Regions from separate parts of the Homo sapiens genome. Here all the other regions are linked to region 2. The links are chromatin contacts, found by Hi-C or POLR2A ChIA-PET in ENCODE. All regions are on one chromosome and are shown on one strand. Each heading gives the region's core, a stretch centred on a gene start or an enhancer-like site at or near the end of the contact. The rest is flanking DNA. Distances are from core to core; before and after follow the strand shown.

Evidence for each region. Hi-C counts contacts between places; a loop is a spot of excess contacts on that map. ChIA-PET counts read pairs that join two places held with the same protein, here RNA polymerase II (POLR2A). Pooled maps may share reads with other maps.
Region 1: a pooled map shows a loop between it and region 2 (6-fold over the local background). The contact joins the enhancer-like site here to the promoter of NUP210 in region 2. A Hi-C loop is called at or near these places in 2 of 37 single-sample maps with no recorded cell type and 5 of 50 pooled maps.
Region 3: a loop to region 2 is called in a map of CD8-positive, alpha-beta T cell, with 7 times the contacts of the local background. The contact joins the enhancer-like site here to the promoter of NUP210 in region 2. A Hi-C loop is called at or near these places in 3 of 168 maps with a recorded cell type or tissue (CD8-positive, alpha-beta T cell and GM12878), 5 of 37 single-sample maps with no recorded cell type and 11 of 50 pooled maps. POLR2A ChIA-PET finds 5 or more read pairs at or near these places in 1 of 52 experiments (activated T-cell).
Region 4: a loop to region 2 is called in a map of naive thymus-derived CD4-positive, alpha-beta T cell, with 6 times the contacts of the local background. The contact joins the promoter of MRPS25 here to the promoter of NUP210 in region 2. A Hi-C loop is called at or near these places in 1 of 168 maps with a recorded cell type or tissue (naive thymus-derived CD4-positive, alpha-beta T cell) and 6 of 50 pooled maps. POLR2A ChIA-PET finds 5 or more read pairs at or near these places in 1 of 52 experiments (naive thymus-derived CD8-positive, alpha-beta T cell).

The regions. Positions count from the first base shown.
Region 1 is chr3:12,191,940-12,194,945 of GRCh38, reverse strand. SYN2 (synapsin II) reads right to left here. Exons shown (of 13, transcript NM_133625.6): 13 at 2,914-3,006. Among named protein-coding and RNA genes, the nearest start is that of TIMP4, 35 kb to the right of the region's middle. RefSeq lists an enhancer at 56-105. Within about 2 kb of position 1,350, at least 13 of the 41 ENCODE cell types and tissues checked have a DNase peak (open chromatin) inside an H3K27ac peak, as active enhancers do.
Region 2 is chr3:13,418,979-13,421,726 of GRCh38, reverse strand. NUP210 (nucleoporin 210) reads left to right here and starts at 1,405. Exons shown (of 40, transcript NM_024923.4): 1 at 1,405-1,667. The coding sequence starts at 1,501. RefSeq lists silencers at 1,171-1,570, 1,621-2,190.
Region 3 is chr3:14,433,691-14,436,482 of GRCh38, reverse strand. All of the region lies in intron 2 of SLC6A6 (solute carrier family 6 member 6), which reads right to left. Among named protein-coding and RNA genes, the nearest start is that of SLC6A6, 32 kb to the right of the region's middle. RefSeq lists enhancers at 61-972, 973-1,884. Within about 2 kb of position 1,451, at least 14 of the 41 ENCODE cell types and tissues checked have a DNase peak (open chromatin) inside an H3K27ac peak, as active enhancers do.
Region 4 is chr3:15,063,523-15,066,626 of GRCh38, reverse strand. It overlaps MRPS25 (mitochondrial ribosomal protein S25), which reads left to right and starts at 1,312. Exons shown (of 4, transcript NM_022497.5): 1 at 1,312-1,566. The coding sequence starts at 1,433. RefSeq lists an enhancer at 1,153-1,332.

The sequences.
Region 1 (3,006 bases), core at 101-2,600, 1.2 Mb after region 2:
GTGTTGAGACTCATTTGCTTCTATTACTAACTCCCTTTGTAACCTTGGCAAACTCCTTAAGTTGCCTGGGCCTTGATGCAACTAGATGCAACTTCCAGCTGTAAAACTCAGTGACTGAATTCTGTGCACCCAGCCCAGTCCCGGCAGGTGGCGTGCCTCCTGTCCTGTGGGCTGTGCACAGCTCACCTCCAGGGTGCGGTCTTCTCTGAGCTCCTGAGCTAGAAGCTTGCCCCACTGCAACAGCATATGCTGCTTGTGGTCCATTTTACACTTGCCTGGCTCATCTTATTCATTCTCCTTTCATATCTTACCTGAACTCATCTGCATTCCTCATATATTTTATTTAACTCCTACACAGTATTCCAATTTATGAATAAACCATATATTTTAATTCCCCACGAGAGGTGGTTATTTCCAGTCTTTGCACAAAGAGTGCTGTGACCAATATTCTTTTACTTGGTTTCTTATGTACATGTGCAAGAGATTCTCTAGAGTAAATGTTCAGAAATGGAATTGCTGAGTCATAGGGTTTACGCATGATTGCCAAATTGTTCCCTGAAATGGCAGTACCAACATGCACCCCCATTAGCAACGTGTAAGACTTCCTTCTGCTTCTCATATCCTCACCAATACCTATCAAGCTTATTTTTTTTTTCCAAACTAACATTTTGACTGCATTTGACTTAATGCATTACATTTTCTTCTTTATATTTACACATCTTCCCTACTGGGCTATAAACTTTGTAAGGGCCGAATCCTTGCTTAATTCATTTTTATATTCCTCTCATAAAATTTATGGCGCTAAATAAAATAAGGGGTTGTGAACAAATCAATAAAATACAGAATTAATTTATCTTGACCCAAGATGATGATGAGTTCCATGTGGGCAGGGATGAGGCTTTCTACCTTTACTAATCTGGGGTGAAGACATAGGTAGGGAATCCCCATAAACTGCAGAGGTGGTTGCACAGTGGTCAAAGCTGGCCTACAGACAAGGCTTCAAGATCTGTAGAAGACTGCAACCAATCTTTCAGAGATCTTAGCTGTAGATAATTTTTATCACAGTATTCACTGAATATTTATTGATGGTTGTTGAATAGCCAACTTCCCAGTCTCTGGGGCTGTCTTTTTTAAGTAGCAAGAAGGCTGTTTCTGAATGGAACTTCCCCACCCCCAGCCCCACCCCATTACTAAGGGCTGGAGAGAATCCATATGTCCTTCAGACCAGGGTGCTGCCTGACCTATGGTAAATGCCTCTCCTTTTTGTCACTGCAGCATTTCCAGGCTGACTCATTTTCTAAATAAGCCACTTGTGGTTTTTGGTCTGACATCACATGTGGAAGAATGAGTAATTTTTTAAGAACCAGAATTATATTCTATCAGAATAAGAAACATTGTGTATGTTACTCATGGTTTTAGGACAAGGGGTCAACACTGGTCACAGATGTCCTAACTTTCTCCCAGTCCTTCTTTCCCTGGGGTCAGGGGATGGAGAGAGAATGTAAAGAGGTGGATATGCTGTAAATTTTTGTGTGCACCTCTTATCACACTGTGTAAAATTTAATACAATTGTCTTGTTGACTTTGCTAGATTAAATAAAAGTAATATGGCAAAGTAGCTCAGGCCATGAGTTCTGCTGCTGCACTGCTTAGGTTGGTTCAAATCCCAGCTCTGCCACTTGCCCAGCTGAGTGACCCTGAGTGAGTTATTGACCTTGATGTGCCTCCATTTCTCATTTATAAAATAATAACAGCACCTACCATATAGGCTTATTATAAGGAACACATAAGTTGATGAGCATTAAGTATTTAGAATAGTGCCTGACTATGGAAGTGTCAGCAAATATTCCTATGAATCCATCACAATGTTTATGTTTATCGTAAGTGCTCAATAAATGTTTTGACTAAATGAATGACTTCTCTTAAAACATATTTGGAATCGGGGATAGAAGCAATGGCTAGTGGCAGACTCTTGGTTTGTGAAGGGGGTCAGAGTATGCTACCTCAAAATATGCCACTTTGGCATATTGTTTATGTTGAGCTGAAGGCAACAGAACAACAACAGATGCAGGAAAGGTTTTCCGACTTCCCCCTTCCTGTCTGAAGCAGGACTAAAACTTCTTGTGGGAAGGGTGCCTCTCCCCCAGAAGGAAGAAGGGAACAAACATTCTTATCACCAGAGACAGGGAGTTGACACTGAGATGAATCTCCACAGACAAAACCTTACTAAAACTTGTAACCCTTCTCTCCCATTAGTTTCTCCCATATATTTCCTACTTTCCCACAATTTACTGGCTGACTAGCCCAGACGCCTTTGTTTTGTCATATCGTCACAATTTATCATTCTTTGTTTAAAATGGTATACAAGTTTTGGGCTTAACAGCTTGGGTCTTCATTTTCCTTATGAAGATTCCCACGTACGCATAAAAATATTAAATAAAATGTGTATACGTTTGTCCTGTTCATCTGTCTTATGTATGCTTAATTTTCAGGCCCAGCCACAGAACGTTAAGAGGACATCTGCCTCCCCTACAGCTGGAAACAGAAGGAACTCTAAAGGTCAATTGCCTTGCGCCCAGGTACCCCACGCATTGGTTTGGTTGGTTTGTTCCTTAGTTATGTGTGTTGTGGGAGGAGGGCTCTCACCCCCCAGGGGTCACTCAATGGGAGGTTCTACTTCCTGTTTTCTAAGTGTAAGAAGAGGGTACGGTGCTCAATCCTTGAACTGTGAAAACAGAGAATGAGTAAGAAAGGAGACCCTGGTTCTCGGAGAAATTCATTCTCTGACCTTGCAGCATCTACTGCCCGTGAAGAGAAGTTAAGATAGTGGCATTTGGAGGAGGTTATCTTGTTGAGTTAGTAGGATGGGTGTCATGTGTAGGAAATTATCTAGATACTTATTAACATTCAGATATTAACATTTTAATATATGGATTTTTTATTGGTGCAGATGTAGTGTTTATCTTCACAGCATCCGTGGTCTTTGGGAAAATATACTTGAGTATCA
Region 2 (2,748 bases), core at 156-2,655:
TGGATTACCTGTTGGAAAACAAATCAATCTTGTGCAACCCAGAAGACACCCACAGACTTCCTCACAAATACCCTCTGAGGCTGCCTTTTCCGCGCAAGTCTGTTTTTTGTTTCTTCAAAGGGAGCCCGTTGGAATTCCCCTCCCAGAGCACCTGGTTCCACACAGGGCCGACCCTCACCCCCTTAGTTCTGGTTATCTCCAGAGATTTCCCCCAACACACACATTCCCTGGTCTAGGGCCCTCAGGCTTCGAGGGTGACCCCAAACACCCCGCATCACCATCCAAAAGCCCCATGATCCCTGAGGGGCAGGCTCAGCCTATGCGGGCCTCGCTGAAGCCCAGTGCGGTGTCTATGCCCAACCCAGGGGCCGCCGCCTCCAAAAAGCCTTCCTAGCCTTACTGACATTTATCCTCTCCTTCCTGGTCACCCAGTGGCATCGTTGTGTGTCTTCCTGGTTACAGTCAGCATCCACTTCCTGCACTCCTCAGACAGCCGGCCAGTGCACCCTCACCCCACCCTTTCCTGACCTCCCGCTAGGCTGGGCCTTCTCTGCAAGGCTAGATTCATATTTTAGCGGCACCAAGCAGTCAGGTGCCTGCTGACGCATGCCTTCATGCAATTCACGACAGACAGCTAAAAGCCACAGAGCACAGCGCGGAATCTAAGGCCTTCCATTGGTGTGCAGGTGGATTCCGCGGTGCTAAACTTTCTTTTGTGGGTGTGGGGGCCGTGGAGGGGGTTGTGCTCTGGCAGCGTTGGCGCCCTAAATGACCTATAGGTAACCTCTAATGGCTTCCGCAGGGGGTGCAGTGCGGAGGACAAGAGCTTGGGGCTCTCTGGCTGAGTGATCTGGGGGCCATTCAACCGGTTTTTTCCTGGAGAAATGGGAATCTTAAGGCCTCTCTGGAAAGGGTGTGAGGGGGTCGAGGGGGAGCGGGCCCCGGGCCTTCAGCGCTTCAGCAGGTGGCTTCCCTTTGCGAGCCCGGGGTCCCTCTTCTGGGAAGCATGGGCTGGGACAAGGCAGGCGCCGGTTTTCTGCATCCCAAATGTCCTGGGGCATGTGTCCCTTCCTTGCTGACCGTGGGTCCGGGCCAGAGCGCAAGGTCCAAAGCCGGCGGCTTGGCTCCACCGCCAGGGGCAAATACCAGGGCGGGATGCGTGCTGCGGGGCGCCCCGGGGGCTCCCCCTTGGGACTTCTAGGGTCCAGGGGTCCCCGCGGGCGCGCCCCAAGCCTTCTCCCTCAGCTCCGGGGGCCCGGGCGCGCGCCCATCCCCCAGCCCCGCGTCCCTGCGCGAGGGCCGGGCTGGGGGTGGGGTCGCCGCGAGCTCGGCCCCCAGAGTTCCCGCGCTCAGGCCCAGGAAGCGGCGGCCGCCGACGGCCCTCGCCCCGCCCCCGCGCTCATCACCTGCTGGCCTGGCGCGCGCGCGGGCGGGAGCGGAGGGCAACGGGGCGGCGCGGGCGGCCGGGCGCAGGGTCGCGGGAGGTGACGCGCGGCGAGGATGGCGGCGCGGGGCCGGGGGCTGCTGCTGCTGACGCTGTCGGTGCTGTTGGCGGCGGGCCCCTCCGCCGCTGCGGCCAAGCTCAACATCCCCAAAGTGCTGCTGCCCTTCACGCGGGCCACGCGCGTTAACTTCACGCTGGAGGCCTCGGAGGGCTGCTACCGCTGGTGAGGCGCGCGGCCGGGCCGGGCGGGCGCCGTGGGCCGGGCTGGGCCTTCGCGCTGAGAGGCTGGGCGGGCGCCGGGAGGCCGGCAGAGCCGGCAGGTGCGCGGCGCGCTCTCGCTGGGCGCTAGGCTGCAGCACTCGGAGCGGCGGGTGCGCGTGGGTCGCCACCACTGCTCATGTCATGGCGCCGTCCGGGCCTCCGCGCCGCTGAGGCGCGAGCAGAGCGGGCGCAGCCTGGCGGCCGTGACCCGCGTGTTCTGGGTTGTGCGGGAGGAGGGGTGGCCTGGGGAGCGGCGTCTGGGACCGCAGGGCCCAAGCCGGCCGGGCCCGAGCCGGCCTGACCCGGGAGGGGGCGCCGGGGCAGCTGGGCCGCACTTCCCTTGAGTCTGGGACCCCAGCTCGGGTTTGTCTGTGACCGCCCTCGCCCTGGCGTGGGAAGTGAGTCTGTGAAACGAAGCGCAGCGCCTAGCGTCGCGGGGAGGAACGGAGACCCTGGAGGAAAGGAGTTTTGGAGGGAAGCCCAGGGGCCGCTTTACAGAGGCGAAGTGAGACGAGGCAGGCCGGCGCTTCCCCTCAGGCTGCCTCGGCGCGGGTCCTGATGCTCAGGGCATTTCCATCACCCTCCCTCTCGGGTTGGGAGTTCTCCAAGGGGTCGGATGCGGAGTGTGACCCTGTGGAACCACAGGGACCCATGAAACCAGAGACCGACACTGACAGGGCGGTGCAGTCCAGCCCTTCCATTTTGCAGACCAGGGGAAATGGAGCTCCTGCCCCTGGCAAGGCTGCGTGGGCACGACTGAGCGCCCTTAGCTTCCCAGCCCAGCCGTCCTAGGGGTGAAAAGATGGGCTTCCGCCCTTCCCACCCCCAGGATGCTCAGTAGTTGCTCCCTTTATTTCTGTTTCAAGACTGGGTCAAGGTTGAGGCAGAACGGGGTGTGACCACGTGACAGCCATGTGTGTAAGCCTGGACATGTGTGTGTCAAGCCTGTTTGAGTATTAGTCTGTGCGTGTATGTAAGTGTGATGCCCGAAGCTCAGACCAGCCAGCTTTCTCTGTTGCTTGCACTATTTGCCCTATTTCTTT
Region 3 (2,792 bases), core at 202-2,701, 1.0 Mb before region 2:
CCTTTAATCCCAACACTCTGGAAGGCTGAAGTGAAAGGGTGGCTTGAGGCCAGGAGTTCCAGATAAGCCTGGGCAACACATTTGGACCCTGTCTGTACAAAAAGTTAAAAAAAAATTAGCCAGGTGTGGTCACGTGCGCCTGCAGTCCCAGCTACTCAGGAGGCTGCGGTAGGAGGATCACTTGCACCCGGGAGTTGGAGGCTGCAGTGAGTTGTGATCATGCCACCTCACTCCAGGCTGGGTGACAGAGCAAGACCCTGTTTCTAAAAAGATGAAAAAATAATAATAATAAAGTAGAAGCTCTTTCCATCACTCTAAGTGGAGTAGCTGTTTTAAGTGGAAATTAATCAAAGCCTTTCTTTTTCTCTTTTATATATATTTTAAAAGTACACCTTTAAGAGATTGAATCATTGAATTGTATCATGAGGTCTGTATCTGTTGGTTATCTGCTCCCAAGGAAAGGCTAACTCAAGCGTGGCGAGCTCCAAAGCCTCCAGAGGCCTGGTGGGCAAAGGACAGGAGTCCACTGGGGTGGGGAGGTCGCAGGGAAGAGTGGGAACCAGGGGACAGGAGGAGTCTGGACTCTCACAGGCAGCTCTCCTTAGCTCCCACTACTGCAGGTGCCTTCGGGACTGGTGCCCACTGGGGCTGGATCCTCCAGCTTCTCAAGAGATGTTGAAATCTGGTTTATATGCACACACACATTTTTCAGTTTCTAAACCACCACCTGGGTCAAACACAAACACAGAGGGGGCCAGACTCAGCCTGTGGCCAGTCTGCTCTCTTTGGTCACACTATTGCCCCCAGGTCACCTAAGGTGGCCGTGGCAAAGGGAAGAATGGGCTCGTGCGGAGATGCTGACCAGGCTGGCCTACAGCCCTGATGGCTTGTCCCGGTGAGGTCATCCAGGAAGCCAGGCATTGTTTTGCCCGGAACAAAGCCGAAACAATGAGCAAAAATATTCTGGTCGTAGTGAAAGTGAATTCTGTTGAGGAAATCGTTTCAGCATGCCGTCTCTGGGACAGGGGCTTGTTATCTACCTGGGGTTCAGCATCCTCGGGTGAGGTCCTCCCCTCTCCTGATTTAACTGCAACCTCCACCCCACCAAAGTACGGGTCTACCCTCAGAGACCCCCGACCTCCGCTAGAAGCCTCCTGCCTGGATCACACTAAGCCCTGCAGAAAAGCCTCTACCTCACCCCCGGCCTCATCAGCCTTGCCTTTCACAGATCAGGAGACTGAGGCTCAGAGAAGGGGGAAGCCTTATCCCAGGTCCCACAGCTACAGGACAGTGGGCCAGGATTTGCACCCACGTCCCAACTCCATGACCTTGGTGCCACCCTGGGGCAAGGTGACCTCTGGATGGGGACCAGCCAGACCACGTAGTTCTTCTTAGTCTGTGGTTTGCTGGGGAAGAGTGGATGACAGTGAGCAGGTTTTGCAAAGAACAAGCCTCTGGAACAACGCCGGGGGTGGCGAGACACGGTATGAGTCTAATAGACAGCCAACTTGTCACCTTCCCCTCATAAAAACATTGGCAGGTGAACATAAGGTCTGGGGACTGGGTCCAAACTGTTTTATCATCTCCTTGGAAGTGGCAGGACCTGGCCCAAAGCCCCAGAGAACCACAGTCTGGCAGCAGAGGAGAGGCAGCAAGGAGAGTGCCACCGTGCCAGTTGCAGGGGGAGGGGTGGAGGCACGGCAGGCTCCCGGTGGCAGGATGGCCTGAGAAGGGCCAGGATGAGGCAGGGTGGCTGGCGCTGCCCCAGATGAAGGTGTTTGAGGCACACACCATACTCCAAACGGAGGTGCCCCACAGCAGAGCCCAAGCAGCTAAGTCGGGGAAAGGGCAGTGGGCGAGGTCAGAAAGCTGGGTCATGCAGGCCAAGTCACTTCCCCTCTGCATCTCAGAGGTCCAGGGTTAGAACAAAGGTTTGAGTGGCTTTGGCAAGCAGTGGCTGTTAACTCACCCTACTATGTGCCAGGCACTGCTCTAGGAACTGGAGACAGTGGGTGAGCCCTACCAAGCTGACCTGCAGAAGGGGAGATAGACACTAAACACATAAATGAGCAATTATTTATGACAGTGCCCAGCACACAGAAAACAACAAAGTAGGCCCCTCTGCGGAGGTGACATTTCATAACAACAGCAGCTCGCTGAGGACTCACTGTGGGCAGGCCCTGTGCCAAGCCCTTTCCAGACACCAACTCACTCACTTACTCCTCACCAGCCCGGATGATGGAAAGAGGCCCAGAGAAGTAAAGCCACTTGCCCAGGGTCATACAGCTGGATTCAAACCCAGAAGCTCGGCTCTAGGGAACAAGCTTTTAGCCACACTGAAGCTGAGGCAAAGAACTGGGGGCAAAGAACTGGGGGAACACTGTTCTAAGAGCAGAGAACAGCAGGTGTAAAGAGGGCCATGGTGCACATAGTGAAGAAACAGAAAGCCAGAGTGTGGCAGAGAGGAAGAGGGGACGGGGCCCCCAAGGCCAGAGTTAGAACCTGGATTTATCCCAAGTTTTGTGCTGCCCCAGTGAGGGCTCAACGCTTTTGGCTAAAAGCCCTGGATTGTCCCTGACCACCAACCCTTCCCTTCTACTCTGAAAGGGAACTTAAGGGCCCATGTTGGGTTTTTCCCTGCAGGTACTTATGACTTTTTTTTTTTTTTTTTTTTTTTTTTGAGACAGAGTCTAGCTCTGTTGCCCAAGCTGGAGTGCAGGGTGCGATCTCAGCTCTCTGCAACCTCCGCCACCTGGGTCCAAGAGATTCTCGTTTCTCAGCCTCCTGAATAG
Region 4 (3,104 bases), core at 63-2,562, 1.6 Mb before region 2:
TACAGATCTGCATTACCTTATTCTAACCCCGTAAACCAAACACCAAGAGAAAATTTGAAAGAAGCTAAAGGAAAAAGCCATCATACCTATAAATGTAATTGCATTTAATTACTTGTTTGAAACCATGCAAGCAAAAAAAGAGTGGAGTGAACTATTTAAATTGTTGAAAGAAAAACACCAGGGCCAGGCGCAGTGGCTCACGCCTGTAATCCCAGCACTTTGGGAAGCTGAGACGGGCGGATCATCTGAGGTCAGGAGTTTGATACCAGCCTGACCAACATGGAGAATCCCCGTCTCTACTGACAATACAAAATTAGCTGGGTGTAGTGGCGCATGCCTGTAAGTCCGGCTACTCGGGAGGCTGAGGCAGGAGAATCACTTGAACCTGGGAGGCGGAGGTTGCGGTGAGCCAAGATAGCACCATTGCACTCCAGAAGGGAGGGAGGGAAAGGAAAAACACTAACCTAGAATTCTAAATCTGGCAAAATCACTCTTCAAAAGAGAAGGAGAAATACCTTTCAGATCAAGAGTACTTCAGAAATGTATCTTTTTTTTTTTTGAGAGGGAGTCTTGCTCTGTCGCCCAGGCTGGAGTGCAGTGGCGCGATCTCGGCTCACTGCAACTTCCCGGGTTCGAGCGATCCTCCCACCTCAGTCTTCTGAGTAGCTGGGACCACAGGTGCTGCCACCACACCAGGCTAATTTTTGTATTTTCAGTAGAGACGGGGTTTCGCCATGTTGGGCAGGCTGGTCTCGAATTCCTGACCTCAAGCGATCCTTCCGCCTCGGCTTCCCCAAAGGCTGGGTTTACAGGCGGGAGCCACCGCGCCTGGCCCTAGAAATACATCTCACCCATAGTTTGTTTACGAAAAAATTGAGGTCCTGAGTTAAGTGGCTGAATTTAGGAAGGAATTGATCCCAAACCATCTTTTTTTCTTTTGCTAAGAAGTTTAAGTCAACGTCAGAAAGTGCAGTTTGAACTCTTCATGATAAAACTGGAGATGTTTGGGGAGAAAAATGGACAATACGTTCAATAGGACGTTATCAGCTGACTTGGTATCCAAACTGAGCTTTCCTGATTATTTCTTATTGCAATGTCTGACTTTTAGCCTATGTAAAAATATTTTCCCGTGGGTGGATGGGGAAATGACTAATTTACAGGACGCGACAACCTAAACCTTCCAAGGGGAAGGCGTCCTAAAGCGAAGCTGCACACACCGGTTCTCGCCGCGCCGGGTCGAAGGCCGCCTACAAGTCCCAGAGTGCTCCGCGGCGTGCGCTGCCCGCCGGGAAGCGTCTCCTGTGCGTCTGCGCGGGAAGTGGAACCTGGCTCTGGGGAGAAGCCGCGTGAGATCCGCGCGGGTGCTAGCTAGTCCTTTCTCGTCGCTGCTCGGCTCGCGGCCCGTGGGGTCGGCCCCGCCACCGTTGCCGCCATGCCCATGAAGGGCCGCTTCCCCATCCGCCGCACCCTGCAATATCTGAGCCAGGGGAACGTGGTGTTCAAGGACTCCGTGAAGGTCATGACAGTGAATTACAACACGCATGGGGAGCTGGGCGAGGGCGCCAGGTCAGTCGCAGCCCCGGCCGCCTGGCGAGCCGTAACCTGCTAGTCGTGCCAGCCTGCTGGTAACGTGAGGTCCCGAGTCGCTCTGGGCGGCCGTTCATCCCCGGGGCGGGCCCCCCAGGTCGGCGCTGTTACCCCCATTTTACAGAGGTCCAGACTGAGGCGGACGGCGGGGCCCCCGCCGGGCCGGCTGCAGTCGTGACGAGGTTTGGGGGGCGGAGGACAAGAACCCCACTCCTGGATCTCCTTCCTCCGGCGCGGTGGGCGAGGCTGACCCGAGGGAGGCCACCAGTTCCCTTGGCCCCTCTGGCCAGCAAGGCAAGCGCTGGGGAGGGGCAGCCGCAGATCCTTTCGGGGTGACGGGGGTGACACCCCAGGACGAATCTGAGGATAAAATGAGAGAAATAACAGCGGCGAACACTGATCATATCTCGCACAGTTCTGAATGCTTCTCGCGCTTTCTTTTTTCTGATGCCTAGAGAAACCCCAGCTTATCCCCACTCTAAGGCTGGGGAAGCGCACAGAGAGGTTAAGTAACTTGCAGCTCCACGAGACACCATGCCAGCCGGTGAGCGGTGAGCCGGGCAGTGTGGCCGCTTCCTTCGGGACTCAAGGTTTGGAAGGAAGTGATTAATTATGTCAGCTGTGCAGCGGCAGACCCTACCCCGACTAGAAGGAACTGTAGGGAACGCCTAGGATGTCTTTCAGCTTGGAGCAGAGTAGGGACTCATTGAATGGCAGTTGGCAAGTGAAAGGTTTGGATTGACCCTGAGGCAGCCCTAAGCAGTGCCTTAGGCTCTGCAGGTATGAAGTCTACATTTATTGAGTACACTCTGAGTGCTAGGCTGTGTGCTGTGTGCTGGGAGTTCAGCAGTGATGGAGGAGGCAGCCTTAGCCCGCAGAAACTTTGGGACTTGGGTGTATGTTGGATCAAAATGAGGCGTGGGGGCGGGGAGCAACTTCTTGTGGGGCATGGTCCCCTTGGTGACGGACCTTCACTGCATGGCCCTTCAAGAGATCCGGAAGCCGCTTCCTAGCCATTTGCTCTGCGCAGGTGAATCTGATAACTTGGACCTGCTTGCCTGGAATCAGCTGGCTTGATGGCTTCCTGGAAGACTTGGTCTTGGTCTTAGGGTGTATGGGCACCCAGATACTCCTTCATAACCTACTGCACAACTGTGCACACCTTTGTCCCCGGGCAACTGCCAGGCAGATAATGGGAAGGGGTGGGGGTCTCGGTGCGGCCCGCAGCGAGCTGGAGAGCACATGCCCTATCCAGAGGGCCCTTCACTGTTTGGCATTGTGGGCTCCGTGGAGAATTTCTCATTTGTCAAGAAGCTGAAATCTAGGTTTTTATGTAAATCTCTGGCTTTTAAATGGCCAGCCAATCAAAATAAGCCTGTGAGCCTCTTACTTACATTCTCAGATATTTTAATGTCCTCTAGGTAAATGGGATACAAACAGCCATTCACTGTTTCTTTGTTCCTGGTGGTAGGGGCTGGCCTGTGCCACCTGTGCCCTCTGTGATCTTGTACCCGTGG